3 separate regions of the Homo sapiens genome follow, and regions 2 and 3 are each linked to region 1. A link is a contact called in ENCODE Hi-C or POLR2A ChIA-PET data. All regions are on one chromosome and are shown on one strand. The core of a region is the stretch at or near the end of the contact, and the rest is flanking DNA. Distances in the headings are between cores, read along the strand shown.

Region 1 (3,847 bases), core at 357-2,856:
TTTTACATGAAAGATTTTCAACCCACGCCTACCCAGGAATCAGAGGGCAAGCTCTGTTTTTAAGGCTTAGGGATTCTTTTTATTCTTTCTAGTTCTCTCTTATCGCCCACCCACCCCTGCCGACCAGCGTCCTCCCCACGGCATCCTCCTTCGCCTTTTTGATCATAAATCAATGTCCTTTTCCTCTGCTGCCCTGGAAGATGCAAGCTTAGATGACAACTCAGCTGTTCCCCTTCCGCCCCCAGGGCCAAGGCAAAGAGAAGCCAGGAAGATGAGCCAGTGAGGGAAGGTAGAGGGTTTCCAGAGCAAAGAGGCAGCTTTAGTCAACCCGTGGAAGGGACTTGCAGACCCGGACGATCCTTAGAAGGCTGATCAGGAAGCGACATTGACCAGGGGTGCCTGGCATTCTTCCCTGCCCTGGGATCAGCGTGGCCTCAGGAGTGCACCCAACAATGCCATCAGGCTGCCAGGACCCTCTACTGCCAGCTGGGTGACCTTAGGAAAGTCAGCTGGCCTCTCTGAGCCTGCTTCCCTGGGTGGACAATGGGGAAAACCCCTCCTTCTTGGGGTTGTTTGAAGATCAAATGGAATTCTTGAGCACAATCTCTTCCATTGTAATGGCTTCCTGGCTTGCTCCTACTTCCTCCCTGCTCCATTAAAGCTTAATCTGATAAATCAATTAAGGATAAAATACTATTGGCTGACCTCTGGTTAGTTGCCAGAGTTCAAGGACAACAATTTATTCCTCTGTGCATCTTCCTACCCCCAACCACCCCCCCGCTCCACCCGCGCGCGCGCGCGCGCACACACACACACACACACACACACACACACACACACACAGTGAATTGTCTAATGGCCTCTTCTTCCAGATAGGAGACACTCTTTGTGCCTCCATAAATGTAGCCTGGCACCAGTAAGTCCTGTATAAGTACTTAGTAGATAAAGGAATGAAAGCCTGGCCAGAGGGAAAATCCAAACCTCCTGCTAGGAGGAAAGCCAAAGGTCAAAGTTGGGTAAATAGGGGAAAGGAACCAGCCCCAGTAGCCAAGGTAGGTGAAACAGAAAGAAAAATCAGTAGAGAAGAGACAGGTTGGGAAGAGGAGTACAAGGTAGGTCAGGAGAGTTGTCCAGGTCATGCAATGAACAAGGTCTTCTGGGCTTTGAAAGACACATGACTGTAGCTCTGTGGCTTAAGGCTGGACTTCATGGTTTCTAGGACCAGACTGCTCTGGAGACCATGGAAATTGCACTGCCCAGCTGCGTGCTGGGGAGTCCTGGTGAAAAGACTGTTTCATTCCACTGAGAAGCCAAGGAAGCAAAGACGCGAAAGGGAGAAATAGGGAGGTTTCTGAGCAAGAGTGGCAAGAGGAAAGTGCTATTTCAGGGAACAAATGATTAGTGATGTTACACAGAACAGGTCAGAGGAGGAAAGAATGCAATTGGGGAAACTAGTGAGGATGCGGCCCAGGGAAGACTCAATGAAGACTGAGGCCAGGGTGACGAGGGTGGGAAAGGACACAAAAGAAGTAAACAAGAAAGGAAATCAAGACACAGACTCCCTCTCTGTGCTCCTCAGCCTGCTTCTCACCTTCCCTGCACCTGTCTCAGCCAAAGCCAGCCCTCAGGGCCCTCCCAGCCCCATGCCCCCGGGGCCAGGCCCAGTTACATCAGGTAAATAAAAAGGAAGTATGTGGTTTCTTCTTTCATTTCTCTCTCCTGACTTCCTCTGACTGCCAAAATTTGTCTGTCCCATCTGCAAAAATGTGACATTTTATATTCAAAGCAGTGCATGTCTAGTTATTTACTAGATGTGCAGCTAAGACATAATTACATTTAAAGTATTTTCCCCCAGGAATAGTCTTCCTTTAAGCAACAGTGCTCATTGTTTGAAGATCCTACATTTGGCGAAAAGAGTTCATAATTGCCTTGTAAACAGGTCTTGCAGACAGACACAGCAACAGCTACTTCTAAAACCTCCTGGAAGATTCTGGGGCTGAGAAAGTTGTGTATCTGTGTGTCTGCACATGTGTGGGTCCATGTGTCTGTGCATGTCCATTTGTGTGGGTGTGTTCTAGGTATGTGTGTGTGTGAGAGAGAGAGAGCACGTGTTTATGGAACACACGTCTGTGTCTTGTGTGTTGTGGAGGGGCAGAGCATGAAGAAGGAAACTAGTGTCTATTGAGAGCCTACCATGTTGCAAGTGCTTTGGGCATGGCCTTATTTAATCTTCAAATATTCTTGTCTCAGTTTAACAGCTGAAGAAACTGAAACTTAGAGAAGTAAAAGAACTTGCCCCAAATTAATCTGCCCATAAGTTTCAGAGATAGAACTCTGCTTCTCATAGTCTGTCTAGTTTGTGCTAAAAAGACTGAAGAAATAAAAGTACCATGTTGTGTTTTCACTCAGTGGCATACTTCATATTTTCTCAGATTCATTCATATATAATCATGTATATATCATTTTCTGAGTCCCTCCTGTCCTAGGCATTGTGGTAGAAACCTTACATATGCAATCTAATGCAATGCTTACCACCTCTCTGGAAGCGGGTTTATTATTGCCATTTCAGAGATTTAAAAAAATGAGGCATCAAGGGATTAGGTAACTCCCCCTCACAGAGCTGTAATGCAAAGGCAGCTTTGTTCAACTCCAAAGCCCACGCTCTTGCCCTTACATCCCACAGACTGGCTTCATTATTACTCAGTTTTGAGTCTTGAGAATTTAGAGTCTAGGTAGGCAGGAAAAGCATACATGTGACAACCAGAGTTATCACATGGTGGTCTGTATGTGAAGGCCAGCAGCTACCTTACATCACCAAAACTCAGATTATCTCCATCTTCCTGCTCTGCTACCCTCAGTCTGTCGGCTGCCTCAGACTAGTTTTCCTCATGGTTACAAGACAGTTGCCAGAGTTCCAAGCATTGCAAACAGCCTTGACTATACCCAGTGAAAGAAGGTAGACTAGTTAATTCTTATTTCTCTGTCTTTTTTCCTCTTTTTAAATCTTCATTTATTTTATTTTATTTCTACTATATCCTTCTAACTTTTTGTCTGTGTGTATACATAGAGGAAGTTTGGGAAGATGTTTACCTGTTGAAAAGGCATCTTTGTGTACTTTGATGCATGGTTTGATTTGTTTTTGTAATGAACATACAGAATTTTTTAGAAAAAATAGTATCTTTTAAAAAATGATGTCAGTATTCAAAAGAAATGAAACTAATCTCACAGTGTCATTCACCTGCTTAAGGTGCATCATTGGCTTCCCCACCACAGACCGGATGAAGGACAAACTCTATGGCAGTTTATAAGCCCTTCTGTCATGTGGCCTCTGTGTTCCTGCCGGAGGACTTTGGTCCTCAAACATGCAGATGTTTCTGTGCTTCCCGCCTTGGTTCCGGCGCTCTCTCCTGCTGGAGAACCTCCCTCCACTGCTCCGTCAGTGGAAACCCTGTGCCTTCCTCAAGGACCAAACCAAAAATACCTTGCTCCTTGCAGCTTCTCCAGGAAGCTCAGTCAGGAGATATTGCTCCCCTATCTAGAGGCCAGATTTTTGTGCATTTTGCATTGTGGTGAGTTTGGGTCAGTGGCATGCTGGAGCCGGTGGCTTTTTTCCACTCTTGAGACCTGAGCCTGTGCATCTCTTCCCAAGATGTCATATTGGTGTCTTGGAATCGGCCATGGAGAGAATATTTATACCATGGGAAATGACAAATGCTACAATTTTTTTTTCCTTAGGGAAGTTAGTTGTTAAACATTTACCAGCACACCTTCAGTTTGGGTAGGGGTCCATCTCAAAAATTGACTCAGAATTAATTCAGGGAGGCCTGTCTTATTTCGCTCCAAACTC
Region 2 (3,847 bases), core at 394-2,893, 190 kb before region 1:
TCATAGGATGATGCCTGGGCCTGGGGCCCTGGAGATCTGGCCAGGCCAGAGTGGGCTCCCCCAAGCCACCTGCCAGGGCAGGAGCTGTTGGAAGCCATTTCTCTTCTATACCGTCCCAGCCATACTCTCCAGCTCAGAATAGACCCAGTCCTCCACTGTTACAGCCTAGAGATTCCACCCCCTTTGGGTTGGTCACTCTGGGCCACTCCTGCAGAGAATGAGAGAAATTAGCTGAGAAATAAAATCGCAATTCGTATTGCAAAGAAGGGATTAATTTCTTTATTGTATAAAGATCTCCTACCCAGCAACAAGAACAAACCAATAACTCAATTTAAAAAATGGGCAAAATATAGGAAGACCGTTTCAAAAGAATATATAAGTGGCTCTTAAATAGATGAAAAGTTACTCAGCCTTACTCATAAAAGAAATGCAAATTAAAACTTCAATAAAAGACCCTCTTTTAGGCCGAGTGTGGTGGCTCACGCCTGTAACCCCAGCACTTTGGGAGGCCAAGGCAGGCAGATCTCTATTAAAAATACAAAAATTAGCTGCGTGCAGTGGCATGTGCCTGTAGTCCCAGCTACTCCAGACACTGAGGCAGGAGAATCATGTGAGCCTGGGAGGCAAAGATTGCAGTGAGCTGAGGTCGTGCCATTGCACTCCAGCCGGGGCAATGGGAGAGAAACCCTGTCTCAAAAAAAAAAAAAAAAGACCCTTTTTGAACCATTATATCAAAAAGATCAAAAGTATGGCACACTCTGCTGCTGAGGGTGCAAGGACAGGTGCCAGAGTGTGGGGCTGGCAGGAAGAGGAATCAGCGTGTCTGGGAGAGCCACTGGGAGCCCCTGCCAAACCACACCTGCTCTTCCCTCTGACCGGCACAGCCAACCCTAGGATTTCATCATGCGGATACACAGGGGACGTGTGTGCTCCTCATTCACTGTGGCATTATTTATCAAAGCAAAAGATTGTCAATCTCCAAATGTTAATCAATAGGGGACTGATTAAATAAACAATGATGTCCGTACAATGGGACTCTACACAACTGTTAAGCAGAACCAACATACAGATGACATTAGCTACGTCACATGGAATGGAGGACCTCCCAACTGTGCCTCTTCAACCCACAGAATTATACGAAATACATATTAGTATTGATTTAAACCACTGAAGAAAGGAGAATGGACCCTGTATGTTTCTATAAGGAGAGGGTTCCAAGGTATATTGACATGCTACCATTTGTGTAAAAAGAGGAAAAGAATGAACACACACATGTTTGCATTTGGGTTTCTAAATGCATATACAAACATATATGGCTTTAAAGAAACTGGTAGGAGTGGAGGCCTCCAAGGAGGAGACTTGGGGGCAGAGGAACTTGATAGTGAAGAACAGGGGAGGGGAGGAGGCTTGATTTTCACTTTTTTTTTTTTTTTGCAATATGCCTGTATTTCCTATTCTAAAGATATACATACTTACACTAATTAATGAATCAAATGATCTCTTGGCAGAGATACTGAGAGTAAGACAGAGACATACCAGGGTGTGAACCCCAGGCTGCAGCCCTCTCTTTGTGTTGTCATGGGGTCAAGGGACATGCCCTTGAGCTGAGGGTCAAGGCCTGGGAAAGTTCCCACCCAGCCCCAGGGCCCAGCCCTCACAGGGTGGTGACTCATGGGCACCCGGGAAGTTTCGGTTCCTGTGGTTTTTGCTCTGTTCCAGTGGCCTCCTCTGCTGGGACACATCACTCTCCTGGCTGCTGGGATTCTAGCAGCCCACTGGGCCTGCTGCGTCCCTATCTCTGGGTATCTTTAGATGCTGTCTCTGGCCTGTCCTAGGAGGGACTCAGACCTTTAGAATGCCAAAGCAGAGGGTCCCCAGCCCTCTCAAGTGCTATCCTCAATGTCTGGCCCATCACAACCCTGCAGCCCCTGCCACGAACACTGACCTCAAGGGGTCACAGCTGCGGTGGCTTTGCTCAGAGCAGCCCCTGCCAATCTTAAAGTGGATGCTAGAAGGGAAGGCCAAGTGAGAATCCTGGGCGAGCCATTTCCTGTCTTTCTGTGGGTGTTGGAGCAGGACGGCGGGCGGCGTGGCCGGCTTGGGGGTGGAATCCTTGCCCTTCTCCGCCTCCTTTGCCAGGTGCAGGATGGATGCTGAGAGTCTATTTTGCAGATGAGGCAACTGAGCCCATTGCGTTCTGCCTGTTAGGTGTGGTGCAGGTGCCTGGGCAGATGTGTACTCCCGAGCCAGCTCCTCAGCCGCATGACCTTAGGTGAGTCACATCGCTACTCTGGGCCTCAGTTTTCTCATCTGCAAAGTGGGAACAATAATATTTTGTTTTTGACTTGCTGGCCACAAAGGCCCTGGATGAAAGGTAACTTCATGTGGTTGACTGCTCTGAGCTCCCTCCTCCTGAACCTCTAATGTGCCCGCTTCCTAGGGAATGCAAGCTTCCAGAGGGCCAAGCTTTTGCCCAAGTAGTTGCAGCAGGGGCCTGGAGCAGTCAGACCTACTGGGGAAGCAGGTGAGGGGGTTAGTTCCTGGGCACCAGGGTGACATTGCTCAGGGATCATAAAATTCACGTCCTCACCCACGTCCTTCCTCTTTATTTTGACTCAGAGCCAATCCTTGCTTGCTCTTCACTGAGACCAGCCTTCATCTGCAGAGGTCTCTGGGAGGGAGAAAGGTGCTAAGGAGCTAGGCTTCCCTCTGGGAGGCCCATCTGAATAAAAATAACCAACTTGCCTCACCATCAGGTCTCGTTCAAGTACCTTCTGGGTGCTTTACAGAGGTTAGCTGATTTTCTCTTCTCAGCCAAATGATGGGGAGAAATGCCCCATTTCATAGATCAGGAAGCTGAGGCACAGAGAGGTTTATAGCTTGACGTCACCCAGCTAGAAAAGAAGGAGCTGGCATTTGAAATCAGGCAGCCTGGCTCAGAGTGGAGAGGAGACAGAGGTGAAGTCAGCCAGGAGGTGGAGACACCAAGAAGAGCAGGGGAAGGCCCTGGGCAGGGAGGTGAGGAAGCCCCAGGTGAGTGCCATTGCTAGCACCCGTACTTGGGGTCCCCAACCAACTCATTTCTCTATGCCAGCCAGATGGGGGAGGTGAGTAGAGGAGAGGACGCTGTCTTGTCCGTTCAGGGCTTCCTCCTTATTAAAGCCTGTCAGATTTTCCCCGGAACCTCACAAGGAGGAAAGCAGGGGTTTCCACCAGCAGCCTCGGGTCTGCTCGCCACACAGGGTTTTAGAAGTCAGAGGAATGAGGCTAGGTTGGGTTTAGTCTCCATACCAGGTTGCCTCATGCCCACAGTCCTGTGTGCAGGCCTGTGCTGTGTCCCATGTCACACCCCTGGGCCTGCCAGTATTCGTGTTCCTGCCCCTCTGTGTAAATGTCAGGTCTCCTGGGTTATAGTGAAGAAGTCAGTGAAATGCACAAGGAGGACCTGTTGAGAGCCAGGCCTTTCACCCTCCTCTGTTTACAGGTGAGGAAACTGGGGCTCAGGGAGAAGTCACTTGCCCAGGGCACCTGGTTTGAGGGAGGAAAGCCCAGATCTGGGATTTGGGCCCTGAAGACAAATCCTTGCTTTTCTCTCTGTGAGAGGCGAGAGGGGCTGAACCCAGCCATGCTCGACATAACCTTGAGCCTCAGCCCACCTCCCACTGCCCACCCCCAACACTGGGGGCCTGGGAAAGGAAACTTTTCCACCAGGTACCCACATCACTTTTTCCGTTCTCATTTGCATAGGCCCTCTCTGTGCCGAGGCCACTTCACACGGGGTCACTGCGGGGTGGCCTCTGGTGGGCTGCATGTAGCTGGCTGCGTTGCTGCTGAAAGGCAGACCACA
Region 3 (3,847 bases), core at 915-3,414, 170 kb before region 1:
TCTCTCACAACCTCTTGGTCTGTCTTGCAGGCTCCTGCATTTCCTCTCACTGTTTCTCTCTTCCCCTGTCTCCCCTCCCTCTCCCCCTGCTTTGCTGGAAAGATGTTAATTGCACCTGCAATTACCTAATTGCCATGGCAATTAGCCAGTTGCACTCTATTTTGAAGGTGCAAATGGAAAATTGCAGGCATAAGGGGTAATTTTTGGGCACAAAACTGTGCCCAGAGAACTTTGGCCTTGGCCCCGGGGGCCCAGGGGAGACTGGAGAGCTGGAGAGAGCCAGGTCTGGGGTGTGAAGCTCTTCTCCCAGGTGGGGTGGGACTTGGGGGTGGGGAATTCCCCTATAAGCAATTCACATCATCTCTAATGCAGAGCAAGACCAACCTGCCAGCTCTAATTATAGTGATTTTCATATTATCACTAGTGCTGATGAGAACTCATCATCAATACTCAGCAAGGTCATTCAAGGTGCTGAGAGAGGGTGGGAGCCCGACCTCCAAACTTTCCAGGCTGGTGTGGAGGGCTGGGTCACAAGCCTACCCCAGAAGGCCACTTCCGGGGTGCAGGACGGAGCCCCAGAGCAACAATCAGGCTGCCTGGCACTTGCTGGCTGTGAGCACCTGGTGAGCAGTGGTGCAAAGAGGCCTGAAAAGTAAATGCGCTGAATTTCATGGGTGAAGTCCAAGGCTTAGCCCCTTTCAATCCCCTTCCTCTAGGAGTCAGCACTGCCAGGGGAGAAAGGAAGCAGGATGTCCACTTCTGTCAGGAGACATGTGACTCCAAGAGTAGCCCCTCCACATGACCAGCGCCTGGCCAGCTGCCTGCTTTGGGAGCAAGTGGTTGTGAGCCTGGACAGTGGGTGTCTGGGGCCTTGGGCTTGGGTGGGGCTTGTGAGCAGTGACAAGAGATGACCCCCAGGGGTGCCCTTGTCCAGAAGCCTGCACTGGAGGTCAGAACCTGGGATCTAGCTTGGATAGGGGAGAGGGCTCTGGGATACAGGAGAGGCCATCTGGGGGTAGGAGATGGGGGCTCCTAGGGGACTGGCATCGATGTTGCATTGACAAGGCCAGGACTCCATTTCTATATGGACTGTGTGTGTTTAGGGCAGCCTTGGGGATGCTGATGGGGAGTTGGGGGAGGTGGTGGCTGGCATTGCTTATAGTCCTTGTCTCCTTAGGAAACCTGAGACAAGGAAGTCCCCAAACGATAACTGAATCCTACCATGTGCCCAGCATTGGGCTAGGTGCTTCTGGCAATACAGAGGCGACCAATCAGTGGACGTTATCCTCACTGGCTAGACACTGGCTCCCTACTAGACAGGGAGTGTAGAGGGGTGTGTACAAGCAGACAAAGAAGGTTTGCGACAAGTGCAGGGACAATCTAGCTCAGCATTCATCTACACACTGGGGAGTTTACAAATGCTATTGAATGAAGAAATGAACCAATTAATTAATGAATGGTTGAACAAGATGCTGCCTCTCACTTGAGGAGGCTGGGTTTGAGGTCCTGGGCATTTCTCACAGACTTGAAGTCCATGCTGATGCACCCCGCTTCTCCCTGCCTTTTCTGGAAACGTCCTCCAGCCTCATCTCTCCTCCCAGCCCTCCAGGGAACCCCTGCCTGTGGGATACAGCTTTCAGCCTGCGTTGCTCTGGCCCAGAGATTTTTGGAGCTTTACCTCTTGGGCCCTTGCTTTCCTGCTGAGAGGAAAGGATGTACTTTTTTTTTTTTTTTTTGTCCTAGTACGTTGTCAAACTGGCTTTTAAAATCCCAAAGCTCCAAGGCTCTAAGCAGTGAAGCTGCGGTACAAGTGACCCCTCAATCCTCCTCTGCCATGCATGGGAGTGGCTTGCGGGGGAGCTCAGAGCTGGAGTGAGGAAGATTGACTGCAGGGCTGGGGGCAGCCAGCAGCCCCGCCTTCCAGCCTACTCCACTCCTGCTACCCGCTTCCAGCACTGGCCTCCACACAGACATCCAACTAAACACAATACTGTCCAAGGCCTCAAGTACAAGTTAATTAATTCACCAGAGGGAAGGCAGGCTATAAATAACTGATGGGAGCAGAGGGGGCAGCTGGGGCAGGTTTATTCACCAGCGGTTTCGCAGTCTCTGCTCTGGCAATACAGGTTAATGAGCACAGGCCTCCTTGCCGACATAATAGCGACTAAAAATAAAAAAAGAGGAACGAGTCACCCTCCCTGGTGAATCAGACGCCTCCAATTGTAGTTTCCATGCTGATACTGTAATTTTCCTGTTCCTCTTGCTCCTCCAGGGGCTGATGGAAACGGAACCCCCCCACCGCCCCCACCCGAAACCCCGCCGCAAAGGAGGCAGATCCCTTTCTGGTTTGTTTCCCTTCCTTTCAGGAAAGAGAGAGATGGTGGGTAGGCGGGAGGGAGGGCGACTGAAATCCAAGCCCAGACCCCAGGACATGTCAAAGTTGCAGACCCAACTCTGTCTCCTGTGACTAAATGCATGTCATTGCCCTGGTCTATTCCCTCCCTCTAGATTTGTCAGATGAAGAAACTGAGGCACAGGGAGGAAAAGCAACTTGCCAAGAGTCTCCCAGGAGTGTCCCAGGAGTGCAGGAGCCAGGCCCAGCACTCCCCAGCCAGTGCTGTCATCTCTGTTCTGTTCACTCCTCCTATCCTGGCCACGAACCTACACTCCTAGGTCCTCCCCAACGCCGGCTCCTGCCCCACCCTCACTCCACCCCACGCTCCACCCTGACCTCTCCAAGGGACCTATAGGTTGGAAATCCTCCAATTCCCAGCCCTCCTCTGGCCACTTGAGCTGCATATGCAGGTTGCCAGAAGGTTCTTGTTACAGGCCTTTGACCTGGAGGTCCCCTTGACCCACCTGGCTGAGGATAGGTGTGTGGAGCTTCCCAGGCACACGCTCCAACCTTTGGAGGAGTCAGCCAGCCTATACAACGCCTTCGTGTGAATTAGAAAAGGCTCCTCCTCTGGGCAGACACAGCCCATACCAGGGCTTGACCAGTGGGCCTAGGGTGGGTTTCAGGTCCCACTTGACCCAGCCCCCACCAGGTGCCTTTGAGCAGTGCACACACTGGACAACCTTCTCCAACAGGCCTGCCTGCCTCTGTCTTCCTGGAGGCCAGCCAAGCCCCCAAAAGTGTTCCAAGAGAGTAGAACTTTCATGAAAACTAAATGAGTCTCCCCACCTTTGTCCTCACCCCCGACCTCAGCCCCCTCTCCCCAGTGTATATTATGAAAGGAAGAAGACAGACAGGAACTGAATTGCCCATGGGGACCACAGCAGCCCTTTCCTGGAGGGAGCAGGGGGCTTGGGGACCCAGCACCTAGGGGGCTAAGAAGCGCACCACGGGAGGTGGATACAGAAACAGCTAAAGCCAGAGGGCAGCGCCAAGCCAGACTCCAGTTGGCTGACCCCGAGGCCCAGCCCTGCCCCCTGCACATGGGGATGCTTTTGTCCCACTAGGGCTCGTGCCTTAGTGACTGTCACCTGTTGGAGGAGAGAGGCCTCATTCTGGAGAATGGAGAAGGAAGATGGGCAGGAGGAGGGTTGCTCCACCTGCTGGGGGATGCAGTGACACCCTCTGGCAATTCTCTGGGTGCTCCATGACCAGCCACTGAGGACGATGACCATCTGGCCACCGGTTCAGCCACATCATCATTCTGTGACAATTTGCATGGCAGATGTCAAGCCCAGATGAAAGGCCAGTCTGTCTTCTATATTCCTCCTCTCTTCTCGCTCGCTGAAAACTCCCTGCAGAGGAAACTGGCTCTACCTTGGACCACGGGGCCCACGGACCTGTGGAGAAATTATTTTCTGTGGCTTTTCTCCACAGCTCCTTCCTCCAGCC

The links. A loop is a pair of places that touch in the nucleus more often than their neighbours do. ChIA-PET counts read pairs that join two places held with the same protein, here RNA polymerase II (POLR2A). Pooled maps may share reads with other maps.
Region 2: a loop to region 1 is called in a pooled map, with 2.3 times the contacts of the local background. The contact joins two enhancer-like sites. A Hi-C loop is called at or near these places in 3 of 37 single-sample maps with no recorded cell type and 7 of 50 pooled maps. POLR2A ChIA-PET finds 5 or more read pairs at or near these places in 2 of 52 experiments (OCI-LY7 and SK-N-SH).
Region 3: a loop to region 1 is called in a pooled map, with 7 times the contacts of the local background. The contact joins two enhancer-like sites. A Hi-C loop is called at or near these places in 2 of 168 maps with a recorded cell type or tissue (CD8-positive, alpha-beta T cell and mammary epithelial cell), 5 of 37 single-sample maps with no recorded cell type and 7 of 50 pooled maps. POLR2A ChIA-PET finds 5 or more read pairs at or near these places in 3 of 52 experiments (B cell, Panc1 and SK-N-SH).

Annotation. Positions count from the first base shown.
Region 1 is chr15:70,433,930-70,437,776 of GRCh38, forward strand. No RefSeq gene overlaps it. Among named protein-coding and RNA genes, the nearest start is that of LINC02205, 70 kb to the right of the region's middle. RefSeq lists a silencer at 1,530-1,733 and an enhancer at 2,544-2,593. Within about 2 kb of position 1,607, at least 4 of the 41 ENCODE cell types and tissues checked have a DNase peak (open chromatin) inside an H3K27ac peak, as active enhancers do.
Region 2 is chr15:70,244,453-70,248,299 of GRCh38, forward strand. No RefSeq gene overlaps it. Among named protein-coding and RNA genes, the nearest start is that of TLE3, 150 kb to the left of the region's middle. RefSeq lists an enhancer at 1,498-1,547. Within about 2 kb of position 1,644, at least 3 of the 41 ENCODE cell types and tissues checked have a DNase peak (open chromatin) inside an H3K27ac peak, as active enhancers do.
Region 3 is chr15:70,262,212-70,266,058 of GRCh38, forward strand. No RefSeq gene overlaps it. Among named protein-coding and RNA genes, the nearest start is that of TLE3, 170 kb to the left of the region's middle. RefSeq lists enhancers at 377-446, 487-636. Within about 2 kb of position 2,165, at least 6 of the 41 ENCODE cell types and tissues checked have a DNase peak (open chromatin) inside an H3K27ac peak, as active enhancers do.